Linked DNA regions of Homo sapiens: all the other regions are linked to region 2. A link is a contact called in ENCODE Hi-C data. All regions are on one chromosome and are shown on one strand. Each heading gives the region's core, a stretch centred on a gene start or an enhancer-like site at or near the end of the contact. The rest is flanking DNA. Distances are from core to core; before and after follow the strand shown.

Region 1 (4,377 bases), core at 1,399-3,898, 1.1 Mb after region 2:
TTATTTTTTGAGACAGAGTCTCACTCTGTCACTCAGGCTGGAGTGTAGTGGCATGATTTCAACTCACCACAACCTCTGCTTCCCAAGTTCAAGTGATCCACCTCAGCCTCCTGAGTAGCTGGGGTTACAGGCATGCACCACCACACCCGGTTAATTTTTGTATTTTTTGTAGAGATGGGGTTTCGCCATGTTGACCAGGCTGATCTTGAACTCCTGACCTCAGGTGATCCGCCCACCTTGGCCTCCCAAAGTGCTGGGATTATAGGCATGAGCCACCGTGCCTGGCCTGCACGGTATGATTTTTAAATAGTGAGTACTTCTAAAACAATAATCATTATTTCAGTGATAGCTGAGTTAGTCATGGTCTGATTTTGCCATAATTTTTTTTCCAGACCCTTTTGGTGCATAGATAGGTTGGAGTTTTGCTTTTATAAGTAGCACTGAGATAAACAGTATTGAACACATTTGTTATTTATCCAATTATTTCTTTAGGATGAATACCTGAAAGTAGGAACTACTGGGTTAGAGTATGAACATTTCACTTTGATCTGTATTGCCAACCTCTCTAGAGGTTATATCAATTTGTTTCCATCAACAAGGTGTGGGATACCTGTTCCACCAAAGCCTCTGAATGTTGGTGAGGCTTTGGTAGAACAGGTATCAGTCTTTTGACTCATTTAGACAAGCAGTTTGTAGTGTCAACTTAAAATTTTACGTTACATGTTTGCAAAGGGTTAGAAGAAACTTAGTTGTAGGCAGATAGCAGTTCAGTGTTGAAGAAATTCAACTTTTTGCTATAGAATTGCATTCTTTTAAACCCTCACTCAGTCAGACACCATGATGCATGCCTGTAGTCCCAGCTGCTTGGGAGCTAAGGCATGAAGATCTCTTGAGCTCAGGAATTTGAGACCAGCCTGGGCAACATAGTAAGACCCTGTCTCAAAAAAATAAATCATTACTGTTGTAAAGAACATTGGTAAAACAGAAGGAAAAAAGGTCATCTCACATCACTGTTACTCCCTAACAGCAAAGCAGGTTGGTAAATTTGCCTCAAGTCTGTTTTAGCCTGATACATGTTCTTATTCCTTAGCAATAGTTGTCAAGATATAGCAGAACTTTTTTCATGTTGTTAAAAATGTGATAGTCTATGCTAAATATTATACATAAGGTGTATGGTGATAAGGTTGCATAGTTTTCACTTTTAAAGATGTGTAAGATTCCGTCAAGTTTTGTGTCACAGTTTATGTGCTGTTGTTTTAGTAAGTGAAAGCAAGTTTATTAGAGAAGAAAAGAAACTGGCTACTCCACAGGCAGAGCAGCACTGAGAGCTGCTGGTTGTTGATTTTGAGTTGTTTCCCAAGATTTTGCTTTTAGAAATAATGTAAGTAAAAACTTTGTGCATAGAATAGCCTCATATTTAGGATACTTTGCTAGCTCAGAAGGTATGAGCATTTTTATGGCTATTGTTGAATTTGCAAATAGTTTTCCCAAAGGGTTTATACCAGTCTGCACGAACACCAGCACAGTTGGTGAAGTATCAGTTTCACTATGACCTTTTCTGGCTTATAGCCTTTTTTTTTGTGGTTGCAGAAAAACCAGTATACTTCTACCTTAAAAAAGCAAGGCAACTCCTCCGGCTATCACAGCATCTGTGTGCCAAGCTATAATTCTTTTTTTTTTTTTTTTTGAGGTGGAGTTTCGCTCTTGTTGCCCAGGCTGGAGTGCAATGGCGCGATCTTAGCTCACTGCAACATCCGCCTCCCAGGTTCAAGTGATTCTCCTTTCTCAGCCTCCCGAGTAACTGGGATTACAGGCATGCACCACCATGCTCGGCTGATTTTGTATTTTTAGTAGAGACGGTGTTTCTCCATGTTGGTCAGGTTGGTTGCGAACTCCTGACCTCAGGTGATCCACCTGCCTCAGCCTCCCAAAGTGCTGGGATTACAGGTGTGAGCAACCACGCCCAGCCTATGTAATTCTTTAATAAATAGCTAAATGCCTACTATTTATCAGAAGTTGATGAAGAAAAGAATAAGACTGTCTGTACTCTTAAGGAGCTTACAGTCTATTGGAAGAGAGAGACATGCTCAAATTTGTAGAGGTCATGGATAGAAGTTGGTGTATCAGTTGAGAAAGAGCCCAAAGATAGGTGTAGGCAGTTCTAATCTTGGGGGTGGGATGATACCAGGAAAAGCTAGGAAAGGGACATTAAAGCTTAGTATTGGCTGGGCATGATGGCTCTCACATGTAATCCCAGCAGTTTGGGAGGCTGAGGCAGGAGGATTGCTTGAGCCCAGGAGTTTGAGACCAGCCTGGGCAACAAAGTGAGATTCTACCTCTACAAAAATAAAAAAATTCACCAGATGTGGTGGTGTACGCCTGTGGTCCCAGCTACACAGGAGGCTGAGGCAGGAGGATTGCTTGAGCCAAGGAAGTTGAGGTTGCAGTGAGCTGTGTTTGTGCCACTGCAATCCAGCCTGGGTGACAGGACGAGACACTGTCTAAAAAAAAAGCTTAGTATGAGCGGGTGTCACAAAAGCACGTTCATACAGAGGAGGTGTCAGTGGGGGTGGGAGGCTGGAACCACAAGGCAATTCAGGGACAGGGATTGGTCGGTGGAGTGGGGGCGGTGACGGACAGAGATTAGGACGAGGGGGTGCGGAGGTGAGGGGAGCAGAGCCTTTGTTCTGGTTTCAGTTCCACAGAGGAGTGTGGCAGTGCTGGTCTTGTGCCTCTAGCACATTCCCATCAGCAACATCCGTCATACCCTGACGCCCCCCCCACCCCCACCCATTCTCCGCAGGGTTGTTTTGATAAGTGTACGTGTTCAGTTTCAATGGAACCAGCAAGGTAATTTACAGTTTTCTCCCACCCAAGCTTATACTGAGGTTATGTGGCTGTGCATGTGGATATTGGTACTTCTGAGGGTTGATAACTGGTCATGCTATTAAGAATTTTGGGGGAAGCAAAGCTGAAGCTTAGATCAGTAAAGTACTTACCATAGGCTACCCAGCCATCTAGTATCTGTTTAGACAGCATTTTCATGTCTAATCTTATGTACAGTTTAATAATTTAACAGATGGTAGACTAATAGGTCAGTGGAAATGTTTATAGGGTACTTCATAGCTGTTAATTTTTACCACTTGGATTTTTTTAATAGCTAGGAATAGTAATTAGGGTGAAAAATGAAACCTACGAATGACTTTGTGATTTTTCTGCCTCAAATGAGAAGGATTAGGAAAGCAAAAGTTTCCTCAAATCAATTTTTCCCCCAAAATATTTTTTTGTATTATTTACTTTGTTAATGTGTGTATGTGTCCCCCCTCCTCCCAGTTCTCTTTAAACACTTTTTGTATGAAAATTGTCACACGGTTGCTCCAAAATATTTAAATAGATAAGACAATGGGTGTAAATTTTGCTGCCAAAAATTCCTTGTATCTTAAAAAAGCTGTATTTTCTCTCTTAAATGTATGTTAATGTATGTAATGCATAGTATGAGTATCCAGCATTTTAAGCAGATTTAAAATGGAAAAATTCATGATTCACATTAGAGCTTCAAACTTATAAAATTTGGGGGATGCATTATAGCGTGAGTATTGGCACCCACTCCTGAAGTGGAATATTGGAAGCCTGAAATATATGACATGTTGACAGTAAAGATCCAGGTAATATTGGCCATGCGGGGTGGCTCACACCTATAATCCCAGCACTTTGGGAGGCCAAAGTGTGAGGACTGCTTGAGCCAGGGAGGTTAAGACTGCAGTGAGCCATGATCGTGCCACTGCACTCCAGCCTGAGTGACAGAGCAAGATCCTGTCAAAAACAACAACAGGCCGGGCGCGGTGGCTCACACCTGTAATCCCAGCACTTTGGGAGGCCAAGGCGGGTGGATCACAAGGTCAGGAGATCGAGACCATCCTGGCTGACACAGTGAAACCCCGTCTCTACTAAAAATACAAAAAAAATTAGCCGGGCGAGGTGGCAGGCACCTGTAGTCCCAGCTACTCGGGAGGCTGAGGCAGGAGAATGGCGTGAACCCCTGGGGGGCGCAGCCTGCAGTGAGCTGAGATCGCGCCACTGCACTCCAGCCTGGGTGACAGCGAGAGTCCGTCTCAAAAAAAACAACAACAACACAAGCCAAAAAAAAAAAAACACTTCAAAAAGATCCAAGTAAAAGGAATCAAACAAAGTGTGGGCAGCATAGTAGCTGTGGATTCAGGGGATTGAGCATCTGAGAGGCAGTAGAGCATGTTTGTTAAAAATCTGGACTCTGGAGACAAAGCCTGCTGTGAAATCTTGGCTCCACATGGTCAGATTGCGTATTCAGACCTGAGTTTTTTTCATCTCTAAATTGATGGTAACAACCTGCCTCTCAGT
Region 2 (4,532 bases), core at 574-3,073:
TTCACACCTTGACCTTACCTTGACAACAGCACTGTAGCATGGGACGGCACCAACTGATACCCAAATCAGTCTCCCCACATACACTGGGGCTTGATGGGAATGGAGATGGACTGAACTCTCTTTGCATACTCAAGTTTATGACGGGGCCCATTCATGAGAAAGTGCCCAATGCAGCCGGGCATGGTGGCTCACGCCTATAATCAATCCCAGCACTTTGGGAGGCCGAGGCGGGAGGATCACTTAAGGCCAGCAGTTCAAGACCAGCCTGGTCAACATGCTGTCTCTACTAAAAATACAAAAATTAGCCAGGCATGGTGGTGCATGCTTGTAATCCCAGCTACTCAGGAGGCTGAGGCAGGAGAATCACTTGAACCCGGGAGGCAGAGGTTGCAGTGAGCCGAGATTGCATCACGGCACTCCAGCCTGGGGGACAGAGCGAGACTCTATCTCGAAAGGAAGGAAGAAAGGAAGGAAGGAAGGGAGGGACGGAGGGAAAGACGGAAAGACAGAAAGACGGAAAGACAGAAAGACAAAGACAGAAAGAGAAAGAAAGAGTCCAATGCGTGGTGGTAAAGAAAGGACAATCCAGGCTGTTAAAAGCCTGTCTTGTTACCTAGCTCCCACCTGGACCCACATCTGAACGTAAAAATTGACTCAAGAGAAGAAACCATATAGGTCCTCTTGGGATTTCTGCTGTGACCCTAGAGGCTGGGCCGAGGTCCGCTGAATAGGTAGGGATGACTCAGTGCCTGCTGTCTAGGGTGGCTTTGTGCCGGGCACAAAGAAAGGCGTTCAATGAACATCTGGGGCTGCTGTTACTGTTACTCCCTTGGGTTCTCACAAACACTCTCAGGGTCCGGACACGGTGCTTCTCAGGGACATAAACGCACACCACTGGGCCCAGGTGGCCAGGCTTCCTCCACTCTGGGGAGACACAGGGCCTGGTCACAATATGGAGCTCTACCCTTTGGGCCTCCAGGCAGACACCTCAAGCCCAGGTTACTGGTTTGCCTCTAATAAGCTTGGGAGCTTCTAGAAAATTCTATCAGCACTCCTGGGGGCTCCACACCTGGCTGGCAGCAATCCTAGGAACACTGGGATCTAGAAGCAATTTCTTTTTCTTTTCTTTTTTTTTTGAGACACAATCTTGATCTATCACCCAGGCTGGAGTGCAGTGGCGCAATCTCAGCTCACTGCAACCTCCACCTTCCGGGTTCAAGCAATTCTCCTGCCTCAGCCTCCTGAGTAGCTAAGATTACAGGCGCCTGCCACCACACCCGGCTAATTTTTGTATTTTTGGTAGAGGCAGGGTTTCACCATGTTGGTCAGGCTGGTCTTGAACTCCTGACCTCAAGTGATCTGCCCGCTTTGGCCTCCCAAAGTGCTGGGATTACAGGTGTGAGCCACTGCACCCAGCCTCTAGAGGCGATTTCTAGAGACTCTGGCGTGGGAGGCTTTGTCTTCTGGGCCATTGTCTTCCATCTTCCTCCTCAGCCAGGCTAGTAGATTTGGGCCAACCAGACAGAGTAGGAGGTAAAAGCAGAGAGAACAGAAGGATTCAGGAAGGAACTCGATGCCCAACTCCACCACGGGCTGTGGCCTGGGCAAGAGGCTCCTCCTAGGCCTCGCAGGCCTGAAGCCATTTCCTGGCTGTCTCCATGTTTGCACAGGGGACGGTGCAGAGCTGAGGAAAGTTAAATATAGTCTAGCGTCCCCGCTGAACGGCTCCCTGCATCGGTGCCCGAGAGTGCCACCTTGTGGTCCACTCCTGGCTCCTCTGCGGAATAAAAACCATCTCGAGGGAAGGACGAGATCAAGATGGCCGCCTCAGGAAGCACTTGGGGTTGAGTGAGAGAGAGAGAGCGAGAGAGAGAGAGAGGAGGGAGTGTTTGCACGTGGCTTTCCTCTCAGCGCTGGCCGCTGCCCCATTCCTCCTGGTTGCTAACTCACCACCAAAATGGCTTCCGCAGAAAACTCCAGCAAGGGCCTGAAGTCTGGCCTGGGCCTAAACCCACGCCTTCCAGGCAGCCACTCACCAGGTCAGCCAGGCTGCAAAACTCTTCCAGCCTGAGGAGCATGCCCTCGATGGTCTCCTCCACCTCCTTCGCCTGAAAAAGAGACGATATCCTGGAGATTAGCAAGTGGTTTCCAGGGAGACAAACACCCTTCATTTTTTTTTTTTTTTTAAAGCAAACTAAGTCTTAGGATTATGTGCCCGGTTCCTGCTCGACCCCCTTCCACTGCCTCCTTTGAAAGAGCAATAAACAGGCAGCAGTCCTGGCGCCCATCACGGAGGACTGGTTAAAGCCACCACGGCCTCTCCATTCTATGCAGCTTTCAAAAGAGACAAGATCAACAAATACAGGAAATAACAAAGCTACCCGTATCCTCCACGTTGTACAGATGAGGACACGGAGGCTCAGAGAGGTGGGGTAACCTGCTCAAGATCACACAGTTAACAAACAGCGGGGCAAGGATCCTAATCCAGATGGAGTCCACAACCTCACAGCCTGCTCTAATAAACACAGTGGCCCCGGTGATACCCCGGAGAGGAAAAGCAAGCTGCAGACGGTGTCAGATACAAACCATACCAAAAAAAATGTGTGAGGCGGGCGGATCACCTGAGGTCAGGAGTTTGAGACCAGCCTGACCAACATGGCAGAACCCCGTCTCTACTCAAAATACAAAAATTAGCCGGGCATGGTGGCGTGTGCCTGTAGTCACAGCTACTCCGAGGCTGAGGCAGGAGAATCGCTTGAACCTAGGAGGCGGAGGCTGCAGTGAGCCAAGATTGCACCACTGCACTCTAGCCTGGGCAACAGAGCGAGACTCCGTCTCAAAAAAAAGTACATGTCTTCACAGAGAAAGGCCTGGAATGATATGTGCCAGACTGCTAATAGTTAAGAGATGTGCTTATACTTAAAAAATTTGTTGTTTATCTGAAATTCAAATTCAACCGGGCATCCCATAGTTTCTTTGGAAACCCTATTAACAGGGCTTACTTAGCCCTGGGCAGGAGGAGTTGGGAAAGGGACTCTGACAAGGGAAACTTGAATTTTTTATGTTATGTAAAGGGTCCATGGCCGGGAGCAGTGGCTTATGCCTGTAATCCCAACATTTTGGGAGGCCGAGGCAGGAAGATCACTTAAGTCCAGGAATTCGAGACCAGTCTGGGCAACATGGTGAGACTCCATCCCTTTAAAAAAAAAAAAAAATTAGCCCAGGTGCACTGGCTCACGCCTGTAATCCCAGCACTTTGGGAGGCTGAGGCGGGCAGATCACGAGGTCAGGAGATCGACACCATTCTGGACAATGTGGTGACCCCATCTCTACTAAAAATACAAAAATTAGCCGGGTGTGGTGGCACACACCTGTAGTCCCAGCTACTCAGTAGGCTGAGGCAAGAGAATCGCTTGAACCCGGGAGGCGGAGGCTGCAGTGAGCCAAGGTCACACCACTGCACTCCAGCCTGGGCGACAGAGCGAGATTCCGTCTCAAAAAAAAAAAAAAAAAAAAAAAAAAAAAAATTAGCCAGGCATGGTGGTGCATGTCTGTAGTCCCAGCTACCCAGGAGGCTGAGGCTGCAGTAAGCAGTGATCGCACCACTGCACTCCAGGCTGGGCGACAGAGTGAGAACTTGTCTTTAAAAAAAGAAGAAGAAATAAAACCCAGTCATCAGGCTGGACATTAACATAAATGAGTGAAACAGGCCATCAGGCTTGTGATCTGAGAGGTGCTCATCCAGTCCTCCAGCTGCTGGCCACTAGCTGCCATCAGGAAATGCAGGCCCGGAGCTGCCAGATCTTTCCATTTTCCAAGAGAAGCCAGAAATCCTAATTTGATAGGAAATGCCCCAATGTTTAAACATTGGAACACATTTAAAAAACCCTTTAATGCTTCACAAATTAAGCCAATAACGAACGTGCAGAGGGCCTGCCAGTGTACAACTGCTTCATGCACTTGTGTAAAAATTAGGGAAATAATTAGCGGTTTGGCCAGGCGTAGTGGCTCACGCCTGTAATCCCAACACTTTGGGAGGCCAAGGTGGGCAGATCACCTGAGGTCAGGAGTTCGAGACCAGCCTGACCAACATGGCGAAACCCCGTCTCTACTAAAAATACAAAATTTAACCAGACGTGGTGGCACGCGTCTGTAGTCCCAGCTACTCAGGAGGCTGAGGCAGGAGGACTGCTTGAACCCAGAAGGAGGAGGTTGCGGTGAGCCAAGATTGTGCCACTGTACTCCAGCCTGGGAGACAGAGCAAGATCTGTCTTCAAAAACAAAAAAGAAAAATTAGGTTTTTTTTCCCCCTCAAGTTATCTACTACTTTTATGACTTCTAAAATACCAGTTTCTGTTGTTATTTTTGTAATGGCCAGCATTCAGGAAGAAAGTTCGCCAAGCACATGATCTGCTTTCCCTACCAGGCCACACCGTCCTGCTCCAGGGAGGCGTGCTCAGAGTTTCTGGGCAGGCCTAGTCCCTGCCCCCTGCACCTGAAGGCTCCCTCACCACCCACTTGTCCCCAGAGAA
Region 3 (4,807 bases), core at 81-2,580, 1.0 Mb after region 2:
TGTGCTGCTGAGGCTGTTTAGTGTCTGGGATGGAGCAGCTGCTCAATAAATAACTGATTACATGAAATGACCCCCACATGGCCAAGAAATATATTTGAAAAGTTATCAGGTGAAGGACTCCAGTATCAATGAAGGGGTTCCTTATTCATCTTCACATACTCATTCCACAAACAGTGATAGGGCATCTACAATCTGCAACAGACTCTGCCCTGCAGGTATGGAGATGACTTTTGGACTTGCCCAAAAGTACCTGGAGGACACAGCCCGTCCTTCCCCATCTCCCCTTGTCCAGCTAACCCCCTTCCTCTCTACACACCAGCCATGCTGCCTGTCACTCAAAAGCACTAAACTCTTTCTTGAGCCAGGCCTTTTGAACCTGATGTTATTTCTCCTATCCCTCATTCTGGTCATTCAAGTTTCTGCTGAATGTCACTTTTTCCTGAGTGGACTCCCCAACCTTAACTCTATTTTGCTTCCTTCAGAACACTTAACCCATTCATGCCAGAGGTTGCAATTTTTAGAACTGCAGACGTGAGAAAAATCAGACCTTGGCGATGACCTTGAGCAGTAGGATATAAATAACTCCCACATGCTTAGCGTTCCAATAATGGAACACTAGGCACAAATAACGTTAATTAATCACGATCTGAAACCACCTTGACTAATTATGGTCTTCTTTTCCCACTAGAATGGAAGCTCCCAGAGAGCGGCTCCTGGTCGGCCTCCTTTCCTACCACCTGCCCAGGGCCTGGAATTGAGTAGATGGCTAACAGTTAATGACTAAATGAAACTTAGTGAAGGAGAAAGACATGAAAACTGATCGTTATACAGGAGGCGACTGGCTACGTAGGAGGTGGGTGTGGAGAACCCGGACGACTTCCTGGAGGAGGCGGAAGAGGGCTCAGTAACCATGAGATTACCGAAAACTGGGAAAGTAAATATGGTTTGTATTTTCCGCAAGACAGCTCTCCGGGCCTGCGCTGGGCAGTAGATTCCCAGCTCGAGGGACCGATCTCCAGGGGAAAGCAAGGCCCACCTGGGCCCAGGCCCGCCCATCCCGCCCTCCTCGTAGGCACCGGCTTGGTCAGTCCTGGCCAACCAGCAAAAGAAGCTCCGCCTTCCGGGGCCGGAGGGCGGCCTGAGGCGCTCGCTGTCACCCGCCGGGGCCCAGCCCCGCCGCCTCCGCCGCCCGGGAAAAAGCCCACTCACTCCTCTTCCGCCATCTTCTCCCCCATCCTGCGGAGCTTCCAGGACCACCGAGTTCGGAGCCGCGGGGCTAGCAGGACCCGCTTTTGCTTCCGGCTTCCGCTGGAGGCGCGGGCGGGCGAGCGGGAGGCGGGGCCTCGGCCGCGCGAGGGCGGCCCTCTGTCCCTCCGTCTCAGTGGCCCGAGGGTGGGAGAAAGCGCGTGGGAGGATTGCTTCTTAGTCTCTCCCGGGGCTTTCGGGACGCTTGTCCGGCCTGGGCCACATGACCACCTGGGACCGAGAGATTCCGGCTTTTCCCCATCACAGGGCGGGGACGTTTTGGGGAAACTCCTCTGAGGTCACTGTGACTCACCCTGAGGGCAAGCAAGCACCCTCCACCCAGTGCCCTCGACTTCGCTGTGCTAAAAGAGTTTGAAAAAGGATGCCCAGCCTGCAGCCTAAGCGGAGAGACCCCAGGGGGACACTTCCCCACCCGAGCCTTAGTTTCCTTCGGCTGTGGAGAGGAATAACCGCCTGGACTTGGCAGGACTGTGCAGCATTCCATCTGTAAACATGTGTTGAGTTCAGACTATATGCCTAGCGTTAAAAAGGATGCTGATGATCTAGGGGTGGACCATTCATTAAGGGGTTCATTGATTCACCACATGCTTAGTAGATGCTTCTATGTGCCTAGCAGTGACCGGTGGGGTGGGGATGCAGGGAGGAACAAGGTGAGGTGAGAGGGGTAGGTGAGACCCCCATCGGGAGGACTGGGGCTGAGGACTTTGAACTTTATTGGCCGCTTCTGTTGCTACCTCCCTTCCTGATCCAAGGCACTCTATCTCATCTGGATAATTGCAACGGCTCCATTCAGGGTCTCTGACTCACCCCTGTTCCTTACGGACTTCCACACAGCAGCTTAACTCATCACTCCTCTGCTTAGACCCTCCAATGGCTTCCAATCTCCAGAGAAAAAAAAAACGTGGGGAATGTACAGGACTCAATCCTGCCCCCTTTTCCCCTCTGAAGTGTGTGGGAGGGGGGCATGGGGCTCTATATCTCCCCTCCCACACACTTTGACTTTCCACTATTGTCCCAGACTCACCAGGAATACTTCCACCGTTGCACTTACTGAGCCTTTATCTAGAATGCTCTTCTTCTGGGTAGCTCTTTGGCTCCCACCTCTCCTACGTTTGGCCTTTTATTTAACCCTTATCTTGTGTGTTAGACCTCCTTGACCACCCTACTTAAAATCCAAGGCCCCCCGCCTTCCCTAAACTATTTTTCCACATGACACCTAACCTACCATATGTTTTACTCATACACTTGTTTGTTAACCATCTCCCTCCATGAGAACGGAAGCTTCATGAATGCAGAAATTTTTGTCTGTTTTGTTCTCCATTTTATCTGCAATGCCTACAACAGTACCTGGCACATAGTAGACACTCAATAATAAATAATCATTGAGTAAATAAATCAGTTAATTCTAGCACACCTAGAAGGGTTTTGAACTGAGAAGTAACCTAAGCTTTGCTGCCTGTTGGGAGTTGACTGGGGATTGGCGAGAGAGAGAGGATGGAAGCCCCAAAGCCAGCAAGGAGGCTTTTGCAATAATCTAGGTGACAGCTGATGGCAGTCTGGATGAAAGTAATACGGTGGAGGTGGCAGGAATGGTTGGACTCCTGGACGCATACTGAAGACAAGGTTTGCTGACGGACTATGGCGTATAAAAGAGGAGTTAAGCATGGTGTCAGGGTTTTGGCCCCGAGGAACTGGGTAGAGAAGAAATCTGGCTCTAACCTTGGGTTCTCCATCCTCTGCAGTCTCTTAAGACTGCTAAAGCTGACTGAGAGAATGTCATCAGGATCCACCAATGTTTATTGAGTAATAATAAACTTGCTTCCTTCCTGCAGGTGTGGTGTTGGGCTATTGTTTCCTTAATTCTTTACATAGCTTTGAGGTAGATACCATCATTATCCACAGACATAGAGAAATCAAGGCACTTGCCTGCGGTCCCACAGCTAGCAAATGACAAGGCTGGGATTCAGGCACAGAGCCAGTGTTTTTAAACCAGTAGCCCTGCTACTCTCCACTGCCTTAATTTCTCTGGCTCTTAAATGGGACTAATAACCTACTCTCCTCCGTTAGCACAGAGCCTGGCGGGAATGACCTGGTCTACAAAGGATTGAGAGTGGGGTTCTCTCTGGCCACACTTGTCAACTGAGGGCTTGAGGCTACCATTTTCTACCAGCACCAATAAACCCCACATGGCTGGAATTCGCCAAGCTGGAAACTCCACATAGCTGGAATTCACTACTCTTCTCTATCCGTTGTCTTGCCTACTGCCCTTGGCCTCCTCTGGGCCTACCACTAACCATGAGGCTGCAGAGAACATTCTCTCATGCCCATGGGTGAGTCTTTGGCTCTTCTCACCTATTCCTGAGAATGAATCTAAAATCCCTGGTCCTTCCCCGAGGAAGGTGAATAAAGCCATTCAACATGCAGTTTCTGGGCTCCAATGCTGTGTCAGGCCGAGAAGGAGGCAGCATAAGGCACCACAAATTCTGGTGCCAGACAGTGCTGGTTCCCAACCCCTCCTCAGGACCTACAGTCTCCGTGACCCTGAGAGGCTACAGCACCCTCAGAGCCTCAGGGCCCCCTCAATTTTTTTTTCTTTTTTTCTTTAATAACGCTTCTCTTTAGAAGACTGTTACAAGATTAGAGAGAAAACTGCCTTTGCTCTCCATTGTCTCTGCCTAGACAGCTCTGCCCGCTATCTCCAGTCTTCTTGTTATTCATGTCTCAGCTTAAATGTCCCCTCCTCAGGGAAGCCCTCCCTGACCAGTCTCTGTAAAGAGTCAGACAGTAAATACTGAAGGCTTTGTGGGCCTTACTATCTCTGTAGCAACAAATCAACTCTGTAGTTTGCATGCAGCATAAATAATATAAATAGGCATAGCTGTGTTCCAACAAAACTTTATGGATACTGAAATTTGAATTTTGCATTACTTTCACATGTCATGAAATACCATTCTTCTTTGGATTTTTTTTTTTTTTTTTTTTTGAGATGGAGTGTCTGTCACCCAGGCTGGAGTGCAATGGCACGATCTCGGCTCATTACAACCTGCACCTCCCAGGTTCAAGCAATTCTCCTGCCTCAGCCTCCCAAGTAGCTGAGACTACAGGTATGTGCCACCATGCCCTGCTAATTTTTGTATTTTTAGTGGAGATAGGGTTTCACCATGTTGGCCAGCATGGTCTCAATCTCTTGATCTCGTGATCCGCCTGCCTTGGCCTCCCCAAGTGCTGGGATTACAGGCATGAGCCACCAGGCCTGGCCTGTTGTTGTATTTTAAGATGGAGTCTCACTCTGTCACTCAGGCTGGAGTGCAGTGGCACGATCTCGGCTTACTGCAACCTCTGCCTCCTGGGTTCAAGCGATTCCTGCTTCAGCCTCCCAAGTAGCTGGAATTACAGGCGTGTGCCACCATGCCCAGCTAATTTTTGTATTTTTAGTAGAGACGGGGTTTCGCCATATTGGCCAGGCTGGTCTCAAACTCCTGACCTCAAGTGATCCACCTGCCTCAGCCTCCCAAAGTGCTGGGATAACAGGCATGAGCCA

What was found. Hi-C counts contacts between places; a loop is a spot of excess contacts on that map. Pooled maps may share reads with other maps.
Region 1: a loop to region 2 is called in a map with no recorded cell type, with 13 times the contacts of the local background. The contact joins two enhancer-like sites. A Hi-C loop is called at or near these places in 3 of 37 single-sample maps with no recorded cell type and 3 of 50 pooled maps.
Region 3: a loop to region 2 is called in a map with no recorded cell type, with 4 times the contacts of the local background. The contact joins the promoter of SLC9A8 here to the enhancer-like site in region 2. A Hi-C loop is called at or near these places in 3 of 37 single-sample maps with no recorded cell type and 2 of 50 pooled maps.

What each region holds. Positions count from the first base shown.
Region 1 is chr20:49,667,007-49,671,383 of GRCh38, reverse strand. All of the region lies in intron 1 of B4GALT5 (beta-1,4-galactosyltransferase 5), which reads left to right. Among named protein-coding and RNA genes, the nearest start is that of B4GALT5, 45 kb to the left of the region's middle. Within about 2 kb of position 2,648, at least 10 of the 41 ENCODE cell types and tissues checked have a DNase peak (open chromatin) inside an H3K27ac peak, as active enhancers do.
Region 2 is chr20:50,815,787-50,820,318 of GRCh38, reverse strand. BCAS4 (breast carcinoma amplified sequence 4) reads right to left here. Exons shown (of 5, transcript NM_198799.4): 2 at 2,037-2,108. Among named protein-coding and RNA genes, the nearest start is that of BCAS4, 23 kb to the right of the region's middle. RefSeq lists enhancers at 947-996, 1,484-1,533, 1,544-1,593. Within about 2 kb of position 1,823, at least 22 of the 41 ENCODE cell types and tissues checked have a DNase peak (open chromatin) inside an H3K27ac peak, as active enhancers do.
Region 3 is chr20:49,809,351-49,814,157 of GRCh38, reverse strand. SLC9A8 (solute carrier family 9 member A8) reads right to left here and starts at 1,330. Exons shown (of 16, transcript NM_015266.3): 1 at 1,210-1,330. The coding sequence starts at 1,235. RefSeq lists a silencer at 1,082-1,361 and an enhancer at 1,512-1,651.